Linked DNA regions of Mus musculus: all the other regions are linked to region 1. Evidence: chromatin loops called from intact Hi-C (ENCODE). Cell type or tissue: left cerebral cortex. All regions are shown on one strand.

Region 1 (5,000 bases):
GCAATGGGATTGAAAGAGGCTGAGATTGGCTCTTCAGCTGTTCAGAGTTAAGGTCAAGGGTTTGGATCTCTCTGCCACCATACGCCCCAGCCATTGGATATGACAGTTTGGGAGACCTTACGATTTGAATGTAAAATATTCCCTGAGGGGATTTCTGCGACCCTTGTGGGCAGCAGAGAGATGAACTGTGGAAGGCAGGAGTGCAGTTCAGTGCAGACTCAGTAGCTGCTATCAGCTCAAACTTCAGGAGTCTCACACCAAGTTATTTTAGACGTACTTAAGCACAGCCTAGTTATTGAAATAATTTTATGTATAATCAAATATATGCTGATAAAATATTTTAAAAGCATGAGTTTGAATAATATCCTACTATGATTTGAATGTTTGGTGAGTCTCCCAAATATAAATATATACTGGAATTAAACTCCCTCTGTGAGCTACTCAGAGGAGGAGACACTGATCTGACTGTAGTGTTCAGACAAGGTGCTATTCCTTGGGTGACAGGAACAAACATATGCTCACCTCAGTGAGAAACAATAACAGACCAAAGTACACATATGCCACCAAAGTCCAACTTGGCAAACCAATGAATTTATTGGGGTTACTTACAGAAGCATAGACCATTGAAGGCTATTGCATCATCAAGGCTCACCCCAGTATCAGCTAGAACTCATGAAAGCTGGAACCCAGAGATCTCCACATGACTTGCAGGCAGCCTGACAGGTCCAAGAGTGCCCCCACTCCCACCCCAGCCATCCTTACTGCTGACGAAAGAAGAGCTGTGTGCATCTGTTAAGTTTTAGGGACTTTTTTGAGACTTTTGAGTTGTTTACTTCCAGAGTCTTAATGAGCTCCCTTTCCTGGGTCTTCACCAGGATGGAATGCTTCCAGTCAGAGAAAATTGCTACACAACAGCAGCATAGGGGGTGGATATTTGATTAGGGGAGGGATCAGGACAGAGTTCAATGATGAATGAGTGATGATCTAAGAAGACAGAGAGACTATGGGAGACATTCAGATACAAGTACACTCCTGGTCTCTTGCACATGCTGCCCAGAGCCACCTTGGGACCCTGCCAGCAACAAAGAAGCTACCACTGGCTGTGGCTCTTTGACTCTGGCTTAAACCTGTAAGCCAGAAGAGAGACCTTTCCTATTTTAGTGTACCAGACTGTGGTGCTGTGTTATCAGTCATAGACACTGGACAAAGGCAGACGCTATCTGAGCCGGTAACTTTCAAGTATATTATGACCTGAAGGTTTGTTCTTCTCCCACATTCTTAATTATAAACTTTTAAATGTGTCTTTAGTAACATGACAGTTTCCCATCCGAACTCATTCTCACCCTTCATTCCGACAAGCTTCATTTCACTGGGAACCTTTTGCATATCCAGGCCTATGAACGAAGCCACACCTTACGATGGATGCCGGAGAACTAGGCATCCCATTGCTGGTGTGTGGGACTTTTCTTGACGGTGGCATATACTTCATATGCCAGTGTCATGGAAGTGTTTGGAGAGCTATTGCTAAGTATGGCAAGTCCGGAACCTTGAATGTCTCCTCTTTGTATGTACAGAAAATTGATAGTCTAGACAAGAGCAATGAAGCTTCCGGCTCTTGTGTCTGTCTGATTCCAACCTACAGGACTATTAAGACATTTTCTAGCTGGGTGGCCTGTGCCCATCTTCCTCCACACACTCAAGAGCCTTCACATTCTTACTTAGCCTGTGATTCTGGACTCTTCTCCAACACCATGCACCATGCCCTTACGCAGTGTACAGGAGCCTGGAACAGTCTAGATCATGACACCTGCCTCCCCGACTGTGTCAGCTTGTGGGAGTGCCTCTGTCCTGCCCTCCTCTCTGTGGTGAGCTATAGCTGAGACCCAAACCCCTTCCTTAACAGACTTCTGACTTGGTCCTCATAGCATATCCCTTCCTTCTCCTATACCAACTACAGTCTTCCTGTAGGTGTGTGTGTGTGTGTGTGTGTGTGTGTGTGTGTGTACGTGCATGAGTGGGTCAGAGGTCAACATTGGGGGCCTTCCTTACTTTTTGAGACAGAGAATATGGTGGCTTGAATATGCTTGGCCAAGGGAGTGGCATTATTTGGAGACATGGGTTTGTTGGAGTAGGTGTGTCACTGTGGGCGTGGACTTTAAGACTCTCATCCTAGCTGCCTGCAAGCCAGTCTTCTCCTAGCAGCCTCCAGATGAAGATGTAGAACTCTCAGCTCCTCCTGCACCATGCCTACCTGGATGCTGCCATGTTCCCTCCTTAATGATAATGGACTGAACCTCTGAACCTGTAAGCCAGCCCCAATTAAATGCTGTTCTCATAAGTGCAGCCTTGGTCTGGCATCTGTTCACAGCAGTAAAACCCTGACTGAGACAGGCTCTCTCACTGATTCTAACATTCAGCCATTAGGATAGATGGACCAGCCAGTGAGCATCAGGGGTTTTTCAGTCTCTGGTCACCCCTAAGCCTCAAGGCTGGCGTTTCGAATACTTGCCACCACGTCCAGATTTTACGTGGGAACTGGGGATCTGAACTCAGGTCCTCACGTTTATGTGGCAAGGATTTTACCAACTGGGTTCTCTCCCCAGGCCCTCCCTATGGTTTATAGACCTGGTTCTCTCTCACCATCCACCAGGCCCCAGGGGATAATGACCTTTATTCACATTATGTGATGTATCATAAATAGATAGTGTAAGAGGAGTCTGTGAACAAGGAAGGCACTTTGTAGTCTACAAAATGTCTTCACAAAATAGGTTCCTGCCTACAAAGGGGCTCCCCAGCTTCTGAGAGAAACAGAGATGGATCCAAGCACCAGACTAAATACCTAAGAAACCTGAATAAGAAACTGTAGAGTTGGGTTTGGGGTCAGCAGTAAAAGGTGATCTACAACTTAAGGGTAAAACGAATGATAATCATTTGGCTTTCTGTGTATGAGAAGGCCTGGCAATAACTGAACATGCCACACAGTGGCAGGAGAGGCTCACTCTTACAGGGACTTAATATCCTGCGTCTGGTGGACACAAGGAAATAAGGACCTTCACGTTTGTTAAGTGCCTACTGTGTGCTAAATGTATACAGTTTGTATAGTTTGGATATGACATAACCCAATACAGATACACACACACATACACACACTACACACACACACTCACAGTTCACAGTCATGTGTTTGAACACTTGGTCCTCAGATGGTGGTGTTGTTTGGGGAAGTTATAGAAATTTTAGGAGGTGAGACCTAGGTCGGGTAAGGTGTGACTGTGGGTAGAGAGGGTAGACCTCATGGGCTGGGGCTTGGAGTAGCTCCAGCCTGCGTGCTCTGCTTCCTGACTGCCAGCTCTAAATGGCCAGCTACTCTCCTGATGCTCCAGGCACAAGCTGCTCCTTCTGCCAACTCTTCTCCACCATACTGTTTCCTTTCGGGCTATGAACCAAAACAAACTCCCCTTCCTTAGGCTGTTTCTGTCAGATGTTTCATTGCAGAGATGAGACCGGTGAGATGGGGCTGGGTGGGGAGGGGGTGGTGCAGTGGCAGGGGGAGAGCCTGTCTGTCCTCTGCTGCAGCTGATCCCAGAAGAGATTCGCATCTTCTTCTTGAATCCAGTGTCTGATGCTTCCAAGGTCAGGTCTCAGGCGCAGATGGCAGTAGGGGTGGGAGTCACCAAAGATGCCAAGGGCATTTGTATGTTCTTATTTCTCTTACATTTCTTCCTTTTTCCACTTTTGAAATGATACAAATGAATGACCCAGAGTCACCCTGTGCCCTATTAATCTCCCTTTTATGCAAATGATCATCTCTGTTGGCTGTGTCCCTTCCCTGGCTTGCTCACGCATTAGCAAGCACTCAGACACTAGTTTGAAGGCTGAGTTCCCATTGGGTGATTGCTCCATTGCTCCGATCTCTCTGTTGACTTAACACACACTGTTAAGTAACATATGACATTTGACACTGTCTGGAATGTAGAATGTGCTGGAAGAATTTATTTCTGTGTGTAGGAGTAGATGAAACAAAGCAGACCCTGGATTCACCATTGAACCTAGATTAGGAATTCCCTCCCCTACATTCGTCATGATGCAAATTTAGATTTTTGATGGATTTCCAAGCCCCATTAGGAGGGAAAATTTTTGACAGAGCATTGCTTCTCCATTTATTTATTATTTATTTATTTATTTACTTATTTACTTATTTAATGTATAGGAGTACACTGTATCTGTACAGATGGTTGTGAGCCTTCATGAGGTTGTTAGGAATTGAATTTTAGGACCTCTGCTCACTCTAGTCAATCCCACTTGCTCCAGCTGGCCTCACTTGCTCTGGTTGGCCCCTGCTCACAGTCCCTGCTCACTCTGGCCCAAAGATTTATTTATTGTTATACATAAGTACACTGTAGCTGTCTTCAGATACACCAGAAGAGGGCATCAGGTCTCATTACAGGTGGTTGTGAGCCACCATGTGGTTGCTGGGATTTGAACTCAGGACCTTCGGAAGAGCAGTCAGTGTCCTTATAAGCTGAGCCATCTCGCCAACCTGTCACGTCTCCTTTTACAATAACAGCAAAACTTTGTACATGTTCTGAGTCCATCAGAAAGAGCTCAGGTCATGGGCTGCCTCAGATACCTCTGAGAAGTGAATGTGTAGCACCAGGCTCCCTCAGCTGAGATGTATAACAATTTGCAAATGGGAATATCTGGAGGGTAGAGCCACGGGGGTGTGAACCTGCTCAAGCACTCTCCGGTGGGTGCCTTTGACAGGAAACTGGAAGAGAGGCATGGTAGCCACCAAGAGACCCCACCCAGACCCTTCCCTTTATGTGACTTGCTAAAACATGCGTGGAAATGTTAGATGGGGGAGTCACCATCCAGACACACTGAAAGCCCATGCTAGCTGGGGCAAGGCTGCAAACAAAGCAAAACAAAGGTCACACAGAAGGTGCAGAAGATCATTGTCCCTTAACCATACAGACTTACAGCTATAGATGACAGTGTCA
Region 2 (5,000 bases), 470 kb before region 1:
TGGGCCAACTGTAATCTCGGTTTATGGAGGCAGAGGTGGCAGGGGATGGCTAACAAGACCGGCCACACCCATGAGCCCTGTGTCCAGCGAATAATGCAGAAGTGTAAACAAGGAGGATTCCCAGCACCAACCATGAGCTCACACATGGGTAAGCTCCAGGCTGCAGGCTGAGCAGCGGGCTCCAGGGGAACAGGGCCAAACCTGGTTAAAGATTCTTCCAGCAACACTCAGTAGACCAGCAAGGGTGAGAGGTAAACTGGTCCAGTGTGTTGATGGAGGCCATGTGCCTTGTGGGATGGTAGGTGGTTTTTCTTTAATTCTCTGGGAATCTTTACCGTCTCTGGGTAATATAGGTTTATTTTTCTAATCAGAACAAGAACTATCAAATCAGGTTGACACCCAGCACAATTTGTGCCTCCCTCTCTGCTCTGTGCATCTGAGCATCCTTAGACACAAGGGCATCTCATGGACCAAGAGCTCAGTGGTGACATGCAGGGTTTATCAGCCATGAAAAGCCCCAGTGGGCTGGTGAGATGGCTCAGCGGGTTAAGAGCACTGACTGCTCCTCTGAAGGTCCTGAGTTCAAATCCCAGCAACCACATGGTGACTCACAACCATCTGTACAGCTACAGTATACTTGTATACATAAAATAAATAAATAAATAAATAAATAAATCTTTTAAAAAAAAAAAAAAGAAAAAGAAAAACCCCAGTGTTGAGGGACTTTGTGACAGATGCTGCCAAATGCTCTTCCTCCTAGTCCCCTTTTCCCAAACAGCCAACATTTGTTTTGGAAGTAATGTGCCCAGCTAAAGGCTTAGCATTATTAGTGTTACTGGTACAGCAACCATGACAACTTCACCATCTTCAGCCAGGCAGCTGGTTCTAAAGGATGGTCACATGACCTACCTGACCAATGAGATAAAAGGTTCCCAGAAAGGCTTTACCTTCTAACTGGCAGCAAAGAGGTTGATGGAGAGAGCCCTTGGCACCTGCGCAGTTCCCACCAAGAACAAGTACCTCTTGCTACAAAGTATTGTTGTAACAAATACTTTGTCAGCTAAGTTGGGGGCCAGAAAGAGACTTGTGGCTTGGAACTAGGAGAGTCTGGGCTCCAGATGACATTGTTGAGCCATAACACTGGCCTGATCAACTCTGTATTTAAAGGTCCCACTGGCCAGGCTGTCACGGCAGAGCAGTGAAGACAATGGCTTGCTACACTGTTCCCGTGCAGAACTGTTGTTACTCTACCTATAGTGGGGACTTCAGGGGAGACAAGATTCCATGTAGGAAATCCATAGAAGTCACAACAGGCTTTGCCTCTACCTGAGGACTAAGCGTGACTTTTGCCCCTGAGAACAAGTGTTAGTCCTTCCTGTGCACTTGATACTTGGCTGGCCCGGGTATCTCAAAGACCCGGGAATGGGTTTGTCCCTGAGAGAGCTGCTGAGATTCCACACACTGAACCAGTGGCCTCCCCAGCCCCACGGAGCCTGGTTACCTCAATCTGGGGTAGAAAGGTGTGAATGGAGGCCAGGTCAGGCAGGCTGGCCGTGATGTCCAGGAGCCTCTGGGCCAGGGCCTTCCACAGCTGCAGGTCATTTAGGGGCCGCTGGAAACGCTGCCACAGCTCTGCCCGGGTCGCATTGTGGAGCCTGGTATTCTTCCCCTTCATACTGCCCGGGCAGCACAGGGCACAGATCCAGAGAGGAGAGAGTGGGGTTAGTCCAGGGCTAAGGCCTACAGAGGCCCAGGCTGCCAGGGCAGGCCTCCTAACACATGGGCTACCACAAGTGTGTATGGACACAGGCTTAGGAATTAAGTGGGAACTTGTATGCACTGAGGCAGGACGAATGAGAAGCCCACACGCCTGGGGTCTACCCGAGGACAAACCCTGGGCTCCCTCAGGCTCGGGGGTCCTCAGGGAAGTGAGTATGCAGCGTCTGAAAGGGTAGCAGTCTAGAGGCAGAGCAACTACGCCTTGCATGGCTGGATGCTGTCCAGCCCTCTTTTCCTCCTCTAGAGAATGAGTAATAGAATGCTCCTAGAAGCATTCCTAATCCAGCGTGTTCTTCACGATGCTCCCAGAAATATTCATTACCCCCCCGAAACTTCTTCTAGTAACAGGACGCTGGAAGACTGCCCTTCCCACTTAGACTCAAACAAGAGCTTAATCCACGTTTCAAAAGGTCATTTAAAATAAATCATGAGAACGTTAGTCTGGGACCCAGAGCTACATTGCGTCTGAGGACGTCCTGGAAGAGAATGCTGCAGAATGAGCTAGCCTGTGACACACACACACACACACACACACACACACACTCCACCCCACCCCCACCCAACCCCAGTGAAGACACTAAAGGGGGTGAGACAGTAGGGTGGAGTGCCTACATCCACCCTGAAGAAATCCCCCATCATCAGGCAGGGGTATAAGATGTACTAAAGAGATGCTATTAGGATAGCTGGGCTGTTTTCAGGATGCCTCCGTAGCAAAAACAGTTGAGCACCTCAAATGTGTAGTGCTCACTTCTGCGGAATGGGGGCCATTACTCTGTGTTGCTGAGCCCAACTGTGCCCATGGGCAGAGATAAACAGAAGCTGTGCTGAAGACACACTCTGACTTAAGTCTCAGCATGGCCAGGCGGAGGCAGAGGAGTGGCACTCACGTACATGGTAGCCCTCCCTTATGACACTGCATGGTGAAGCTCTCCAAATGCTCGGCCATGCAAAGACCCAGCAGAGGTGGGTGGACGAGCCTCCAAGCCAGGAAAAAGCTAAGCTCAGACCTCTTTCTGGGAGCCGAATCTAACAGTGACAAGAGGCTAGAGTAGACACTTGCCATCCCCAGACAGCAAGCCCACCCTCCACACACAGGGTGCCAAGCATCCAGCACCCTGGGTCCCGCCCACCCTCAGTCCTGCCTGACTTCAGTCTCCCTGGGTACCTTTGGTATTCCTGAATGGTGGCTACCACGCTGTCAGAGAGTGACTGCAGGTCCGGGAAGGTGACAAGTTTCTTCAGTTGAGTTTGTAACCGGTCTACACGGGGTTCCTCTGAAGCCAGTGCAGCCCGAGTCCCCTGCAAGATGACATCCAGGTGCTAGTAGGGTTCCTTAGGGGGGATGGGCTTAGTGTGCAGGGCTGAGTAGAGGACAGTGACTGGCCAGGCTGGAGGACCTTGTCACCAAAAGCATGGGCTAGGGGGTCTTACCTGTCATCAAACGCATAGACTGGGGCAGGGCATCGTACCCTTAGGCTCAGCCCCTGTTCCTCGACCTAGAGCTTAACTTTCCCTGTAGCTGCCTGGATGGATTTGGTGTCATCTTCTTCAAAGTGACAGTGACAAATGTTAGCTTCATTTTACTGTAGCTGCTCCCACTGGCTACAGCCTTTCCCTCTGGCTCTGGGAGATCGACCTGGGTTCAACCCCCAGCACTGATGTAAAAGACTAAGAAGAACAAAGCTCCAACAGAAAGGATTAAGGAACTTGGTCCATCGGTTAGCAAGCTGGACTCACTCTAAAAGCCAGTACTTTTTAAGCACCTACATTTTTAGGTGGTAAGCACTCTCTCTGGCCTTCCTGTCAATATTCCCAATTCACATACGCCTGACGGTAAACCATTCTCCCCAGGCTGTCCAGAGTGAAGGAGAGGAACCTGTCTGAAGCCATATGGTCTGGTCCCACGATCTCCGCTCTCAACCACCGCACCTCGCTCTGACTCAGACTAAAGCAATCCCTTGAGGATGCGTGGTTCATTCTGCAAAGAGATGCAGTGTGGCCTGGCCTGCCAGGAGGCTGGATGATAAAGCTCTCAAGTGCATAAAGGATGGGGATGGAGAGAAAACCTTAGCACCATGGTGGGGCAGAAGGGAGATCCCGCGGGGTGAGGGGGTGGGGTGGGGGTGGGGGAACCAGGCGATGCTAGGGAAGGAAACGGGAGCCTCATGCAAGCCGGACAAGTTCTACCACTGACAGAGTCCTGATATTAACAGTAAAGAAAGAGGTTGGGGAGGGTTGGGAATCTTTATCTAAAAACTGTCTTCAAGTCAGGCCTCCTGCTGTGAGCTTTTTGGAGGAGGACCAGGGAGAGAAGGGGAGGAGCCCAGGGGGAGGTGCAAAGGGGGAGGGGTCCAGGGGAGGGACCCAGGAGGAGGTCCTTAGGTTGTTGGAAGTGTGCCACTGAAAGAGTTCATAGGGCCTGCTTGTCTTGTCTTCCTGACTGGCCCTGCTTTCTGGCTTATGTGGTAAATATATGTATGATGTGCCAGAGACTGTCACCAGGACATGTTGTCCCTGCCTGAGGCCCAAAGAAATGCAGCCCCTGGATCTCAAATGGCACTTCCAGAACATGTGGTACACAAACCTTTCCTCTTCATAAGTTGGTTGCTGCAACCGTTTTGTTACAGTAACATGAAGGTGACTAAGACTTCCTGAGTTGGTAGGAGCCCACACTGCTTTCTCTAAATGGGGGTCCTTGCGCCACCCCCTCAGATCCTGCTCTGTGTTTTCTTCTTACTATCTCTCTACCACCTCTAACCTCACTACTCCCTGGCCAGAACATCCAGTTTTATCCCACTGCTGAGGGAGGAAAGGGTTTCAATCCATGCCTGGATGTCTTTTGTTCCTTGGGTCTTAATTAGTCACCAACTTACTATGTGCCTTTAGGGATTGCAAGAGGGAGAAAAATATTTCAGGCCTCAGTTTCTTCTTCTGGAAAATGGGAAGAAACACAAACTTTCTCTTTGGCCCTTTCAGGGAACTCAGGTGCCAAAGAATCAAGCATATCAGAGAGGTGTAAGGCCTCTCTGCGATTATGATTCTACACCACAGAGTAACTCCAGCAACCCGAGGCCCAGCACACCCCTGGACTTACCGAGAACAGCCTCCACTGGGCCACCAGCTCATCCTCTGTGGCTGTCTTCACCGTGGGCTCCAAGCCCTCCTGGGCCAGCCTCTGAAGGCTTTTCTTGAAGTCTCCCAGTTCTGCCTCCAGCTGTTGG
Region 3 (5,000 bases), 180 kb after region 1:
CCTTTGCCCTGTGGGCCTCTAGGGGACACTGCAGATCCCGGCATTAGCAGGAGTGACATCAGAAGAGAAACAGAGCAGGGACGATGCTGTGGGAACGCCTGAACCAGAGTGCAACAGAGAGCAAGGGTGGTGTCCTCAAACATCCTGGCAGGACAGCTGTTCCAGGGGTGACAAGGACAAGGCAGGCACTGGGGCAGGGGTAGGGTTGGGGGATGAAGGATAGTGAGTGAGATAAGAAATAGAGACTCAAGGAATTGCACAGGTGGTGGTGGATGGATGGATGGATGGATGGATGGATGGATGGATGGATGGCTAGACCCACCATCAGGGAAGACTCTAAAGGCCTGAGGAAGAGAGGAACAAGGTCGCTGTCCAGGGATGGGGAAGGCACAATGACTAGACATTCTAGATGCATGGGAGATAAGTGATGAGCATCTGTCACATCTGCACAGAAGGGGTTAGTGGTCACAGAGCAGCCCAAACACGGTGATATGGGTTGTATATGCTTGGCCTAGGGAGTGGCACTATTAAAAGGTGTGGTCCTGTTGGAGTAGGTGTGTCACCATGGTGTTCAGGGTTTAAGGCCCTCATCCTAGCTGTCTGGAAACCAGTATTCTGCTAGCAGCCTTCAGATGAAGATGTAGAGCTCTCAGCTCCTCCTATACCTTGCCTGCCTGGATGCTGCCATGTTTCCACCTTGGTGATAATGGACTGAACCTTTGAACCTGTAAGCCAGCACCCAGTTAAATGATGTCCTTATAAGAGTTGCCTTGGTTGTGGTGTCTGTTCACAGCAGTAAAACCCTAATTAAGACACATAGACTTACTCAGTCACTGAAAAGTATCCCAGTACTCCTGGAACTTGGCCATGGGTTTGCCAGGCTGGGCCCCCAGAACCTTGGTACTTACTCTATGGCCATTTCCCTAGCTTAATGTTTTCCTGGAGAGTATAGTGTGTTCTGAACATATCCGTAGGATCCAACCTGCTTGTGTGTCCACTTTGGACCCCATGGATTTAAACAATGCTTTTGAAATCGTTGCTGATGTGAAATCCCACGTAAGAGTGGAGATCTCCAGCTTGTGTGAACAGCAGACAATGTGCTTGTCCAGTCAGCAGGTGGTCTAGCCTCTGGCCACTGCTATTGGCACTGAGAACTCTGCAAGAGTGAACAAGAGGGGGGCATTCCCAGTGCTGTCGGGATGATCCTCTGGGGCTCCCTGGGACACAGGTACCTTGTGGCAGTATACTGAGTATAGTGTCTTCCCACGGGTGTCACACATGCCTGGCTGCACCCGATATAGTTCAGTGCCTGATGGGTCCTATGAGGACCACAGCATCCTGTGAGCCATGTGGGACTGTGAGTTATCTTGCATCTTCTTGATTCCCTGGTGGGGTCTGCCACTTTATGTCAATGTCCAAGGGAGAAAGAGATCCAGGAAGATGCCACATGCCTCAGGCACAGGGGCTGAATGTGCCTGCTAGTCTGACTTCTGTGCTGGTGTGAGTTCTGGGCCCCTAGACAAGAACTTAGGACCAAGGATCTGAAGCAAAAGCAGGAGATGGTAGGCCATTGACACAGCACCAGTGTCTCCTCCAGTGCTGAGATCAGAACACAAATGTATTTCTCATGGCTCTGTGTGCGTGTGTACAAGTATGCAGGTACATGTGAATTCAACAGGACAGACTCAAGCTGGAGAGATGGCTCAGAGGTTAATAGCACTGACTGTTCTTCCTAGAGGTCCTGAGTTCAATTCCCAGCAACCACATGTTGACTCACAACCATGTGTAATGGGCATCTGATGCCCTCTTCTGGCATGTCTGAAGACAGTGACAGTGTACTCACATACATTAAACAAACAAACAAACAAATAAATAAGGACAATCACATATCTTTTGAGAAAGGGCCTCTTATTAACCTAGACCTCAACAATTAGGGTGGGCTGGTTGGCCCGGATGCCCAGGGACCCTCCTCTCTCTGCCTACCCAGTGCTCGCATCACAAGCTCAGGCCACCATGCCTGGAATTTTACATGGGGGCTGGACTTGAACTCAGGTCCTGGAGCTTGCCAGACAAGCACTTGTCTGAGCTAGTCCTCTGGTCCTGAACTCTTCCTTCCCAACCTGCATAGATGGAATGGATGGTTGACACAACACTTCCTGGAGTCCCATCTTTAAGAGGGAGCTGGCATGTGGACCTTGAAAACCCTGCCCACAGGTCTGCAGGTTTCAGAGACACAAGAAACTCTAAGGCAGACACCTGACTTATGGGGCGAGGCACACGAAAGGCCTGGAGTTCAGCTGGACAGCAGGATGGCAGCTGGCAGCGCCACACAGGAAGGCTGCTGTGTTCCTCTGTTCAGCTGCAGGGGAGAGTGTGGCCTTGGTTCAGAGCAAGTGCTAGAGAAGAAAGAAGTTATTTTTCAGTTCCCATAGGTCTGGTGACTGGCTCTGCTGGCACATTTCACTTAGGACTGAGCTCAGTCACACCTGGGGTGCCAACACTGGTGTGGACAGTGAATTAGCCAGAGGTCCCCCATATCTCCTAGGAACTCCTACTTTCTCTTTTAGAGGGGCTAAGTCCAGAGGTCCCCCAGGGTCCTGCCAGCTTCTGGACCTGTCTTACTTTTGGTGCTCTGAACAGATAAGGAGACAGGCTCTCATCAGGGCTAAGCCCCTCCAAATCCTAGCTTGGCCAAGACAGGTTCTTGTTCTCTGTAGATGAATTAATTATGTTTGGTGGGAAAGCACTCCGCAAGCCTCCCTCCACCCCACCCCCACTGCAGCTCTTGGAGGCCTAGGGACCAGACTAAGGCTATGTTGATGCTTTGGTTACAATTTAGCTGATCTCTGAGTACCTTAGGTTCTTCCTACCAATAGAGCTGCTGATTGCTTCATAGACTGGGTCTGGCCACCCTAACAAGAAAGGCATTTCACCTTCAATAAGCCACTTACAATAGATTAAGTAGAAACAGGAGATCATCCAGTACGGCCATAGTGAGGGGATGAGGAGGCCAGTGACTCTCCACAGGCCAGGGGTACGAGTATCTAAGTCGCTCTGGTTAGGGTGTGGTCCTTCCTATCACTGACCCATCACGGTCTCAGCTCCAGTCTCGATGGCAACCTGGTCCGACAAGCTGTCAGAGCTGCATGACATCTTTCTGGGAGATTCCTTCTCCTCTGACTAGCTCCAAGGGATAAAGCCACAGATCAGGAGTGTCCCAGTACATGAGCTCATGCAGGTGTCTCATATTCAGATCAGAGCACCAAAGTTTGGAGTGTTTTTCTGGCCAGTGATGGTAGGTGGTTGAGCCTTGCTTCTCAGCCAGCTGTGACTGCCATTCTTGCTGCTCATTCAATTCAGAGCAAGAGTGGGCTCATTCAGCTGGGCAGTGGTGGCACATGCCTTTAATCCCAGCACTCGGGAGGCAGAGGCAGGCGGATTTCTGAGTTCGAGGCCAGCCTGGTCTACAGAGTGAGTTCCAGGACAGCCAGGGCTACACAGAGAAACCCTGTTTCAAAAAACAAACAAACAAAAAACAAAACAAAAACAAAACACATACACACACAAAACCAAACAAACAAAAAAGAGTGGGCTCATTCGGCAGCAGGAAATGAGCCCCACACCATGGAAGGTTCAAGGTCACAGACCTCCATGTCCTTCTGTTACAGCCAACGTGGAAACCTTGTGTTAAAATGGTTCATAAAGATCTGGCCAGGCAATGGTGGTACATGCCTTTAATCCAAGTGGGAGTCAGGGGCAGACTGATCTCTATGAGTTAGAGGCATGCTCTTACCAGAGCCTAGCTCTTAGATATCCCAACCTCCAGGACTATACAAAATTAAGTGTCTTGGAGCAGTGAGGTTGCTCAGTGTTGATAAAGGCATTTGCCACAAAAACTGATGCCCTGAGTTTAATCCCAGAACCCCATATAGTGGAAGGAGAAAAATGACTCTTGCAAGTGGTCCTCACACCTGTGCACACAGGAGTGTACACACACACACATACGCACATCACACAAACTTTGAAAAAGAAATAAGTATATTTAAAATTTTATATACTTTTCTTTGTAAATGTCCATTTTGACTGCTTGGCTATAGCCACAGGAAATGGATATGTGAGCATTCTGTATTACAGGGAACTTAAATTCCAAACACTGGGTTGTCTTCTACTGTTTACATTTTGAGACACCCTAAGCTATTCAGATTGGCCTTGAACTTGGGACTCAGTTCCTGTGTCCTGAGCAGGTGGGGCTGAAGTCTCAGTGAGTTCCGGTTGAGAGTTACACAGCACTCTTAACTCAGGGTGTTATAAAGTCAAACTGCACAGCACCACCAGGAATAGCCTACCCTACAGAATTCAACACAAATGTCTCTGATCTGACGAGTATTTCATAGGTGTATACTCTTCTCTCCAACCCAGGTAATGTAGTGCAGTTCCCCAAGAGCAGCCTCCAGGGCAGTGTGGTTAGCCTTAGAGGTGAGACCAGATCTGAGCACTGAATGGAAGTGCAAATCCAATGACTGCAGCAGGGGAGGCTGGGTCAGTTGTGACAGGATGAGGAGTGATCAGCCAGCTATGTCCTTCTCTCAGACCTGTCTCCTGCCAGGGAGTGCAGCCCCACCTATCACTGACCAGCTTTTCTCCTTCCTCATCTACTGCCCATCTGAAGATGGGAGTAGGTATGCCTGAATTTGGGCTGTCAGGCTTTGGCAGCAAGTGCCTTTACCCACGGAGCCAGTCCGTTTGCTGGAGCAACATGTTTAAAATTCTGAATTGAAACAAACCTCAACTTAGACACAAGCATGATTCTGAACAGGATTTTTTCTGAAGCCTTCTCTAGGTGCAAAGGGTCCTATCTTACCCGGTCGAAGGGGCCACACTAAAGGAATCAATTCCCAGTTGAGAGCATGGGCGCCCTCTGCTGGCAAGGAAGGCAGCTTGCTCTGCACACTTTTTCAAGGGGAGCCTTCTAAGGACCACAAGGGATCGTTTCCCAGGCA

The links. A loop is a pair of places that touch in the nucleus more often than their neighbours do. Peaks named below come from ENCODE experiments on the same cell type or tissue, not always from the same donor. Only the 100,000 strongest peaks of a DNase experiment are listed, where the experiment ranks them.
Region 2: it touches region 1 in a loop (13-fold over the local background); 8 of 42 quality-filtered maps call a loop at or near these places.
Region 3: it touches region 1 in a loop (2.2-fold over the local background); 5 of 42 quality-filtered maps call a loop at or near these places.

Annotation. Positions count from the first base shown.
Region 1 is chr12:105,429,085-105,434,084 of GRCm38, forward strand. No RefSeq gene overlaps it. Among named protein-coding and RNA genes, the nearest start is that of D430019H16Rik, 22 kb to the right of the region's middle. In left cerebral cortex, a CTCF peak has its summit at 2,973; a DNase peak (open chromatin) is centred at 2,984.
Region 2 is chr12:104,956,453-104,961,452 of GRCm38, forward strand. It overlaps Syne3 (spectrin repeat containing, nuclear envelope family member 3), which reads right to left. Exons shown (of 19, transcript NM_001042699.2): 7 at 4,874-5,000; 8 at 2,945-3,078; 9 at 1,502-1,676. Among named protein-coding and RNA genes, the nearest start is that of Syne3, 40 kb to the right of the region's middle. In left cerebral cortex, no CTCF peak of the experiment used is centred here; DNase peaks (open chromatin) are centred at 2,000 and 3,717.
Region 3 is chr12:105,606,989-105,611,988 of GRCm38, forward strand. No RefSeq gene overlaps it. Among named protein-coding and RNA genes, the nearest start is that of Bdkrb1, 5.4 kb to the left of the region's middle. In left cerebral cortex, a CTCF peak has its summit at 4,925 (motif pointing left); DNase peaks (open chromatin) are centred at 2,569 and 4,954.